Regions from separate parts of the Homo sapiens genome. Here region 1 is linked to region 2. Evidence: read pairs that join two places in POLR2A ChIA-PET (ENCODE). Cell type or tissue: Panc1. All regions are shown on one strand. Each heading gives the region's core, and the rest is flanking DNA. Links, peaks and the distances in the headings are about the cores only.

What was found. Peaks named below come from ENCODE experiments on the same cell type or tissue, not always from the same donor. Only the 100,000 strongest peaks of a DNase experiment are listed, where the experiment ranks them.
Region 1: POLR2A ChIA-PET joins it to region 2 with 15 read pairs; 7 of 35 experiments call an interaction of 5 or more read pairs at or near these places.

What each region holds. Positions count from the first base shown.
Region 1 is chr6:27,691,056-27,696,436 of GRCh38, forward strand. LINC01012 (long intergenic non-protein coding RNA 1012) reads left to right here and starts at 2,980. Exons shown (of 4, transcript NR_038294.1): 1 at 2,980-3,451. In Panc1, for the core only: no CTCF peak of the experiment used is centred there; a DNase peak (open chromatin) is centred at 2,896; H3K4me3 peaks cover 2,465 bases; H3K27ac peaks cover 1,537 bases.
Region 2 is chr6:27,622,892-27,628,272 of GRCh38, forward strand. No RefSeq gene overlaps it. Among named protein-coding and RNA genes, the nearest start is that of TRI-TAT2-3, 5.8 kb to the right of the region's middle. RefSeq lists an enhancer at 2,066-2,115. In Panc1, for the core only: no CTCF peak of the experiment used is centred there; no DNase peak of the experiment used is centred there.

The sequences.
Region 1 (5,381 bases), core at 260-5,259, 68 kb after region 2:
CTCGAATGAATGTTAGGAGAAAACAAAATAATGCCTCAAAATCTGGAGGAAAAATGTTTTAATACAGAATTCTATAGCTATGTGTAACATCAAATGTGAAGTTGGAATAAAGACATTTATAAACCTATCATGACTCAAAAAGCTGACCTACATTTTAAGACGCAAACTGAATATATATACTACAGGGAAAATAGGGGGGAAGACAGAGAAAGACATGGAACTCAGGAAATGATGAATCTGATCTAGGAGCTCAAAAATGAAAAACACAGGATGACAGCTATTCAAGAAACCTAGAATGCAACTAATCCATACGGGAGCAGGAAGCTAAAGGACTCAGAGAAGATTTACCAGATTTACCAGACAGGAGGGGATCATGCAGAATAGATTTAATTGAGAACTTGGTAAGTGTTAAGGATGTTGCATTAGAATGTATCATTCAGCTGCGAAATAAAAAATAAAAATGGGAAAAAGGAAGAATAATCCAATTGGCTTAGGACAGAAATACATCTCACGTGACAGGAACTACAGAGGTACTCTGACTCTTTCTCTGTGATTGGCACTGTTCTACCACATCTGGTGTTGGTATTACCCTTAAGCTGTCTAATCTTACAACTATAGTTAATACTGCTGCCACAAGCAGCAAAGTGGTTTTTCCCCATGCATTGAAGGAAAGTCATAACCCCTCCTCCCAATTATGAAAATATTATTATGCCAATTTAGGTCCCTTAAAGATTACATTGAACCTTAAACTTTTCTATGTAACAAACAAAATGCAGGTACTTTTACAGTGGTCATAGAACCAATTTATATATAATTTTTAAAGAATGATTAATAAGCAAGGCCATGAGATGGATGTTTATATTACACAGGAGATACAACTACATGTTTTGGAATTCTGAATTTAACAGGTGGTTGTTTCCTTTTGTTTTACAGATAGTCCTTCGAGATATTATTACAGTTAGTTAGAGAATTAAGAACAGGAGCTTTCTTAAAGATAATACAGGGACAACTGTGACTTTTCTCTCCATATGAATAAAAATTTACATTTTTCCTATCTTCTATTTTATGGCCAGAGAAAACTCTGAGTATTCAGATTTATCCCAAAAGTTTCTAAAATGACCAAACTGTTCAGAATCATGCTTTTTTCCCTTTTCTTTCTTTCTTTTTTTTTTTTGTTTTTTGTTTTTTGTTTTTTGAGATGGAGTCTTGCTCTGTTGTCCAGGCTGGAGTGCAGTGGTGGGATCTCAGCTCACCGCAACCTCCGCTATCTTGGTTCAAGAGATTCTCTTGCGTCAGCCTCTCCAGTAGCTAGGATTACAGGCACCCGCTACCACACTCAGCTAGTTTTTGTATTTTTAGTAGAGTTGGGGTTTCACCATGTTGGCCAGGCTGGTCTCGAAGTCGTGACCTCAAGTGATCTGCCTGCCTCGGCCTCCCAGAGTGCTGGGATTACAGGCGCGAGCCACCACGCCTGAGCAGAATCATGCTCTTAATTGTACTTGAAAAACAAAACTTTATCTGAAAAAACTTTCTGAGTTTTTGTTTGTATGTTTTTGTTTCTGCTAAAGCTCAAAGTTTCTGACCCTAGGCAAGTTTTTATTAGTCATAGTGCATTAATAACAAATAAATACAAATAGGGCTAATAGGAAAAAAAGGACTAAGAAACTAAGAGGTAAGAAACAGAAGAATGACAGGTTTTGCTTTAAGGAAAAGTGGAGTGGCCCGGCCTTGGTGGCTCATGCCTGTAATCCCAGCACTTTGGGAGGCCGAGGCGGGTGGATCACGAGGTCAGGAGTTTGAGACCAGCCTGGCCAAGGTGGTGAAACCTCGTCTCTACTAAAAATACAAAAATTAGCCAGGTGCGGTGGTGGGTGCCTGTAATCCCAGCTACTCGGGAGGCTGAGGAGGCTGAGGCAGGAGAATCGCTTGAACACGGGAGGTGGAGGTTGCAGTGAGCCGAGGTCGCGCCACTGCACTCTAGCCTGGGCGACAGAGCAAGATTCCGTCAAAAAAAAAAAAAAATTAAAAAGATTTGCTTCCAACCACATAAGGGGAGGAGTGGTTTATAGATTAATAAAATTGCCACGAGTTGGTATTTCTTTTCTTTCATCTTGTTTTCTTTCTTTTTTTTTTTTTTTTGAGGCGCAGTTTCGCTGTTGTTGCCCAGGCTGGAGTGCAATGGCGCTATCTCGGCTAATCACAACCTCCGCCTCCTGGGTTTAAGCGATTCTCCTGCCTCAGCCTCCCTAGTAGCTGGGATTGCAGGCATGCACCACCACATCCGGCTAATTCTTTTTATTTTTAGTAGAAACAAGGTTTCTCCATTTTGGTCAGGCTGGTCTCAAACTCCCAACCTCAGGTGATCCGCCCACCTCGGCCTCCCAAAGTGCTGGGATTACAGGCGTGAGCCACCGCGCCAGGCCTTCTTCTTCTTTTTTTTTTTTTTTTTTTTTTTTTTTTGAGAGGAGTCTTGCACTGTCGCGCGGGCTGGTGTGCAGTGGTGTCATCTCGGCTCGCTGCAACCTCCGCCTCCAAGGTTCAAGCGATTCTCCTGCCTCAGTCTCCCGAGTAGCTAGGATTACAGGCGCCCGCCACCACGCCCAACTAGTTTTTTGTATTTTTAGTACAGACGAGGTTTTACTATGTTGGCCAGGTTGGTTTCGAACTCCTGACCTTGTGATCCGCCCGTCTCGGCCTCCCAAAGTGTTGGGATTACAGGCGTGAGCCACCGCGCCCGGCCGAGTTAGTAATTCTTGAAGGTGTGTCAGGTACATTGGATGCACTGTACTATTCTGTCTACCTTTGTATATATACTTTAAAGGTTTTTCCCCACAATTTCTCTGGGAAACCTGAACCTTTCTTCCCCGTGTGTTTAGAAGGGAAGGTGAGGAGAGTCAAAGGCACATGGAGCATTAACAGTTGGAATAAACGACAGAGACACGGAAACCTCCGAGGTTTCCAGAGCGGACCCGGAAATGACGCCAGGGGATGCAAACCCTTCTGCCCCTTTTTGCTACCCCTGAAGCTTACTGTTAGTGGTCGAGTTTTTCTGGAAGTGGGCTTCCGCGATCGCGGGGACCAACGCCCTGAGCTCTTGTGCCCAAAGGGGATCGCCAGGTTTTTTGATGCGGATCGAAAGGGACTGGCCCCGGAGCCTACAACCTGACGCAGGTGGGACTTGGGGAAATGTCGAGAAACCTAGGTCTGGGACTTGAGTTGGCTTCCAGGGCACACATTCTTGTTCAGAAGAAACACATTGCAAAAATCGGGAGGTGACGGGCAGATGAAGTGTCGGCGCTTCGCCTCGGGACTCCAGTGCAACCTATGGGGCTTTTGGAAATGAGGAAGTCGATGACTCTGCAGGGACTCCTCTGACCCAGGAGCAGATGGCGCTCGTCTGGGCACTCCCCAGGAGAAAAGGTGCATCGGGAAGCAGCCTGGCTTGTGGATGGTAATAAGTCACTGTTGATGGGTTGGGTGCAGGGAGGGATTTAAGTTCTTGAGCGACAGATGCTAGGGAGTTTACCTGCTCTGGATAACAGTATCTTGTGGAGGATAGTCACCTGGAAAACAGAAATGGCGTGACTGTGTTGAATACACTGTTTGATGATTCTGGGCATCAGGTGAATAGGAAATGTGTAACGTTATGGATGAGTGTGTGCTCATCGGACAGTAGCAGTGCATCTTAACAGTCGGCCTCTCAGTCCTCCTCTTCCTTAGAATCACCTATAGAGCTTTAAAATTTCCTGGATAATGTTAATGTGCAGCCAGCGATGATGACCATTGGGCTACAGTCAAATCCAAGAGGCGCATCTCATCCTTTGTTCTGATGGACAGAAACCATTATTCTGACATCGTGCCTGTTGGAGACATTGTACCTTAACTAGCATTTAATTCATGTGTGCTGGATTCGCTGAATGAAACTTACCAGCAGGGTACTGAATCTTGAATAATACAAGGAACGAGTAGAATAAGATAGTTCTCATTTTATCCTTATCTAATCTAAGAAATCTAGCAATATTTCTCTGTTTAAGTTTTTTTTCTTCAACAAAAAACAAAATACATGTAAGAGGATTTTCTGACACTGCTGGGGGCTCATAGAATTCTAGTGTCTAGTGTCTTTTCTGTCAGTTAATGTTACAAAGTTCAGTGGTGCTCCTTTTTTGAGATGGTGTCTAGCTCTGTCACTCAGGCTGGAGTGAAGTGGTGCCAACTTGGCTCACTGCATCCTCTGCTTCCCGGGTTCAAGCGATTCTCCTGCCTCAGCCTCCCAAGTAGTTAGGATTTCAGGTGTGTGCCACAACGCCCAGCTACTTAGTAGAGCCGAGGTTTCCCCATGTTGGCCAGGCTGGTCTCGAACTCCTGACCTCAAGTGATCCACACATCTCGGCTTCCCATAGTGCTGGGATTACAGTTGTGATGATCTTAAAACCTCTAACGATTTGGAAATATTCCTCCAGTGATCTTTGTTCTGTCGCAGTGATTGTAATAACATTTATTGAGGAGTTGTATGCCCAGTACTATTAAATAGGTTTACAAATTTTGTTATTTAATCCTCACAACTCTGTTAGAGAGATTGGATATTTTTATATCCATTTAACCACAGTAAAGCTGAGGCTTAGAGGATTTAACCTGGTAATAAGTCCAACATCCCACAACTAGTAAGTGACAGAACCAAGGATTTTCATTCATGTCTGTATAACATAAAAGCCTGTGTTTTATACTTTTTTTTTTTTTTTTTTTTTTTGAGATGAAGTCTCGCTCTTGTCTCCCAATCTGGAGTACAATGGCGCGATCTTGGCTCACCGTAACCTCTGCCTCCCAGGTTCAAGCGATTCTCCTGCCTCAGCCTCCTGAGTAACTGGGATTACAGGTGTGTACCACCACGCCCAGCTAATTTTTTGTATTTTAAGTAGAGACGGGGTTTCACCATGTTGGCCATACTGGTCTCGAACTCTTGACCTCAGGTGATCCATCCACCTCGGCCTTCCAAAGTGCTGGGATTACAGGTGTGAGCTACCGCGCCCAGCCATGTGTTTTTTACTTTTTAGTCAATGGGGCACTTCAGATTACAAGATCTGTGACCCCCCCACAACCATTCCATGAACTATTGGTTCAGCATATAAGAGGACCCGTTTTCTGCCATTTCCTGCATGATGCCTCTAGCAAGCATTGCAATCACAAAGACCTGGGTTTTTAAAATTATTACAAAGAAAAGGAAAGCTTCAGTAGTATGTTGATTAAAGGAATGTCTAGAAAAGGGGAATGGGATATGAGAACCAGGTTACACCAAATTGACAGTTTATGAAAAAATAGTAACCAAGAATATGATACTAATTTTGACTAATTGGTTTTGAATAGACATGGCTTTATTCATTTAA
Region 2 (5,381 bases), core at 222-5,221:
GGTGGAGGTTGCAGTGAGCTGAGACTGCGCCTCCAGCCTGGGGCAACAGAGTGAGACTCCATCTAAAAAAAAAAAAAAAGAAAAGAAAGAAGGAAGGAAACGAAAGAAGGGAGGAAAGGAAAGAAAGGAAGGAAGAAAGAAAAGAAATGAAATTGTGGACATAAAGAAGCAGACAGTACAAGGCATCCATTCTGGTGGTGGTAGTAGCCAATATGTTCATTTTCCTGTAAAAGCCATGAACTATTGCCTTGTAGTGGCAACAGTGTGAGCAGTTCTGTAGTGTGATTTTGGGTGTTGTTTCTAGCTGTATAGTCTACAAGCCTGGTGTTCTGGCTTACTCAGGTGTTCTATGAACTACTTTATAATCTTTAGTGAATGCCTTATGTACTTCTAGTAGAGCTGGTTTAGCCATTTCAAAGTGACTGTCATACCGGAAGAACTCTAACTTGCCAGTTTTAAATTGTTCTTCTAGCTTAGGTGAAATTGTTGGTCTGAGTGTTTGGAGTGGTGATTCCATACGGGTCTGCAGTAACTCAGTTATTGCCTCCAAGCAGGAAATAATTTGTCCGAGGGGCATAAGGTAGAGTAAGAGACCAAGGCAAGTTTTAGAGCTTGGAAGAAGGCCAAGCATGCAACTTGAGAGATCCGTGTGCTCTTTGGCCCTTGCCTTGGGGTTTTATACATTGGCATGGTTCCGGGGTTTCTGTTTCTCCTCTTTTGATTTTTCCCTTAAGGTGGGCTATCTGCATGCTCAGTGGCCTGCCAGCCCTTGGGAGGGGCCACATGCATTGTGTGTTTACTGAAGTTGTGCACATGCTCATTTGAGGTGTTTTCTCTTAGCAGTCTAGTGTTTCTAGTGTTCCTAGAGGAAGGTCAGACACTGGTTAAACGCCATCATTTTGCCTCTTAGTGCACATGCTTGACCCCCTCGCCCAGCTCCCGAGACCTTACTGGGAAGCTGCTGATCACCAACACCAAATGTTTTCTATCTATTGGGAGACTGCCTCTACTGGGAGACTGCCTTTCCCTGGTGCTGGCTATGACTAATTATTATTTTATTTTATTTATTATTTGTTTATTTATTTATTTTTTTGAGACAGAGTCTCGCTCTGTCGCCCAGGCTGGAGTGCAGTGGCGTGATCTCGGCTCACTGCAAGCTCTGCCTCCCGGGTTCAGGCCATTCTCTCGCCTCAGCCTCCCAAGTAGCTGGGACTACAGGCACCTGCCACCACACCCTGCTAATTTAGTTTTTGTATTTTTAGTAGAGACGGGGTTTCACCGTGTTAGCCAGGATGGTCTCGATCTCCTGACCTGGTGATCTGTCTGCCTCGGCCTCCCAAAGTGCTGGGATTACAGGCGTGAGCCACAGCGCCCAGCTGACCAATTATTATTCCAGAGAGACAGTTTAACAACTCCCTGATCATCACCTGCTGGTGACCTGACATTCTTGGGGCAGGGGATTGGGGCAGCTAGGCAGACATGCCATGCTCATGTCTGCCTAGTGCCTACTCTAACATGAGGTTGTCAGAAATAATTAGCCTTAGGACCATATCCTTCCACTAACCCTATCTTTTCCGATCACCAGCCTCACCTTCCTTCTGGAGAGAGAAAGGTGTAGTGGATTTAGTGTTCTTACGGTCTGTGATGGCAAATTATGTGTGTTAACTTGATTGGGGTAAGGAACACCCAAAAAAGCTGATAAAATGTCATTTCTGGATGTCTGTGAGAGTGTTTTTGAAAGAGATTAGCATTTCAATCAGCAGACTGAGTAAAGCAGATCCACCCTCACCAGTGTGCCTGGACATCATTCAATCCATTAAAGGCCTGAAAAGAACAAAAAGTGAAGGAAGGGATAATGCTCTGTCTTCTTGAGTTGGGACATGCATGTTCTCCTGTCATTGGAGCTCCTGGCTTTGGGATCTTCAGACTGTAGGATTACACTAGAGCCTCCCTTCTTGTCCTAGGACATTGGACTCAGACTGAATTACACCACTGGTTTTACAGGCTCTCCAGCTTGCAGACAGCAGATCATGGGACTTCTTGACCTTTGTAACCTCACAAGCTAATTTTCAGAATAAATCTACTCTCATATATCTAGTATCTATCTATCTATCTACCTGTCTATCTATTTGCTATTCGTCTGGTTTCTCGGAGAATCCTGACTAATACTTGGCTTTCTATATGACGCTAATTACTCCACAGTGATGAGAGGGAGCTTTAGTGTGACTTTCTGGGCATCTTTGTGGCAACTGACCCCTATTTCCACATTATTTTATTTTTTTCTTTGTGTCTTGCCAAGCCTTGATTATTTCTTGGAGATCACTCATTCTGGGTAGACTCCAAAATCACTCCCAGAGACTCTCCTAACTGTATCCTACAGAGAGGAGATGCCAAAATAGTGAAGTTTGACAGCTCTATCTTGTGACAAGTACCCCTTTTTAGTGTAGCAGGAGAGGGGTTTCTAGTATAGAGAGATACTGTGCAACTTTTTCCTGGTCTGCATTCCTCCACTCCTCCCCCTACCCCCTCACCCCCTGCCCTACACAGTGTACATACCACCTGTGAACCTGAAATATCTGAGACAGGTCTCAATCAACTTAGAAAGCTTATTTTGCCAAGGTTCAGAAAATGCCTGTGACACAGCCTCAGAAGGTCCTGATGACATGTGCCCAAAGTGGTCAGGGTACAGCTTGCTTTTATACATTTTAGGTAGACATGAGACATTAATCAATATGTGTAAGATGTACATTGGTTTGGTCTGGAAAGGGACAACTTGAAGGAGTTGAGCGGAGGGGGTTTCCAGGTCATAGGTAGATAAGAGACAAACAGTTGCATTCTTTTGAGTCCTTGATCAAGGACTCAATTCACTGAATACACAATTTACCTGGGGGCAGCAAATTGTCATTTATGCCTTAGTCTCACTCAGGGAAACTGCATTTTTACATAAACAATAGGGCAGAGGAAGCAATCAGATATGCATTTGTCCCAGGTGAGCAGAGGGATGACTTTCTGTCTCACATCTGTGAAGATAAGCTATCAATTTACATTGCCAGGATAAAATTCAACAGAACTGTTTTAGGGTAAAGATCTTGAGGCCCACAAGGAATTTTTTTGTGGGAAAACTGTGAGGGAGGTATGTAGCTTTTTCATCTTTGTAGTTATCTTATTTGGGATTAAAATAGGAGGCAGGTTTGCCTGACGCATTTCCCAGCTTGACTTTTCCCTTTGTCTTAGTGGTTCTGGGGTCCTGAGATTTATTTTCATTCCAAGCACCAAAGTGGAGAATTTTTTTATTTTTTATTTTTTATTTTTTTGAGACAGAGTTTCACTCTTGTTGCCCAGGCTGGAGTGCAATGGCACAATCTCAGCTCACTGTAACCTCTGCCTCCTAGCTTCAAGCAATTCTGCTGCCTCAACCTCCAAAGTAGCTGGGATTACAGGCATGTGCCACCATGCCCCACTATTTTTTTATACTTTTTGTAGAGATAGCGTTTCACTATGTTGGCCAGGCCGGTCTCGAACTCCTGACCTCAGGTGATCCACCCGCCTCGGCCTCCCAAAGTGCTGAGATTATAGGCGTGAGCCACCGTGCCTGGCCATGGTGACTTTTAATCTCCTCTTCTCTCAGTGATTAATTTTCTCTGGTTGTTTGATGAGATTCCTAGGAAAAAAGTTCAAGACAATTGCATTCATTTTGGAAGAACTTCCTTCAGTCATGTATGGGGAACTTCAGATACAGCCCCTCCCTGCACTTGCTCTTGGAGGGGAGAAACAAGGGAAGGCCAGAGAGACCCTAATTTTGAGGCCGCTTCTAAGAGCCTTCCAGTTTCCTTTAAGTCTAAGAACTCAGCATGCCCAAGCACCATACTTTGGGGTATCCTTTTCTAATCCCCAACATATACATACAATTTGAAAGAATCACCCAAAGAATGAACTATTAAGGGCAACAATCTAGAATAAAAATTCTGAGAATTGGCCGGGTGCAGTGGCTCACGCCTGTAATCCCAGCACTTTGGGAGGCCGAGGCAGGCAGATCACGAGGTCAGGAGATCGAGACCAGCCTGGCTAACACAGTGAAACCCCATCTCTACTAAAAATACAAAAATTAGCCGGGTGTGGTGGCACACGCCTGTAGTCCCAGCTACTTGGGAGGCTGAGGCAAGAGAATCGCTTGAACCCGGGAGGTGGAAGTTGCAGTGAGCCGGGATCGCGCCACTGCACTCCACCCTGGGTGACAGAGTGAGACTCTGTCTCAAAAAAAAAAAAAAAAAAGTTCTGAAGAATTGACATATATTTCAAGGTTCTCAGGTGATACATTGATTCTATAAATGAATGCATTTAAGCATTCATTAGACAAAAAACTGAAAACAAGCCCTAATATCCTCCAATTTGGGCTGGGCACTGTGGCTCATGCCTATAATCCCAGCACTTTGGGAAGCTGAGGTGGGTGGATCACCAGAAGTCAGGAGTTCGACATCAGCCTGACCAACATGGTGAAACCTCGTCTCTACTAGAAATAGAAAAATTAGCCAGGCGTAGTGGCCAGTGCCTGTAATCCCAGCTATTCGAGAGGCTGAGGCAGGAGAATCGCTTGAACCTGGGAGGCGGAAATTGCAGTGAGCCGAGATTGCACCATTGTACTCCAGCCTGGGTGACAGAGTGTGAAAAACAAAAAACAAAAACAAAAAAAACTTTGTACACCCTGAAATGTTTAAAATACTATTTCAACATTTTCACTTTATTAATATATCCTTAAATATTTGTGATGAGGAATACACCAAAAGGTAAACACCATTTTTCTCAGGTTGTAAAAAGGTTTATCACTTTTCTCAAATGGCAAAGGAGGCACCGCCATGTCTGATTCTGGAACAAAATGATTAGAGCACTGAGTCTTGGACCCTTGAGAATCATCTTTTTTTAAATAATTTTTTTTTAAAAAAATTCCCTGCCATTGTTGCACAGAGCATAATATTTTTGAGAGGGAATTTGAGTATATTACCTATGGTTGCTGTTTGAGATGAGTTTAAATAGGACATATCAGTTGCTACCAGATCTCTATCTCCTTGAAAAGTAAAGACTTTGTAATTTTTCTATATTTGTATAACTATTGCAAAAACAGCATGTTTACCTTCATGTTTTTGTTCCCCTACTTAAAACATATATATACATATTTTTTGACAAGATCTTATTCTGTGGCCCAGGCTGGAAGCCTGGAGTGCAGTGGCACAATTACAGCGCACAACAGCCTCGACCTCCCAGGCTCATGTGATCCTCCCACCTTAGTCTCCTGAGTAGCTAGGACCACAGGTGACTGCCACCACACCCGGCTAATTAAAACTTTTTTTTTTTTTTTGCAGAGATGGGGTCTCACCATACCAGGC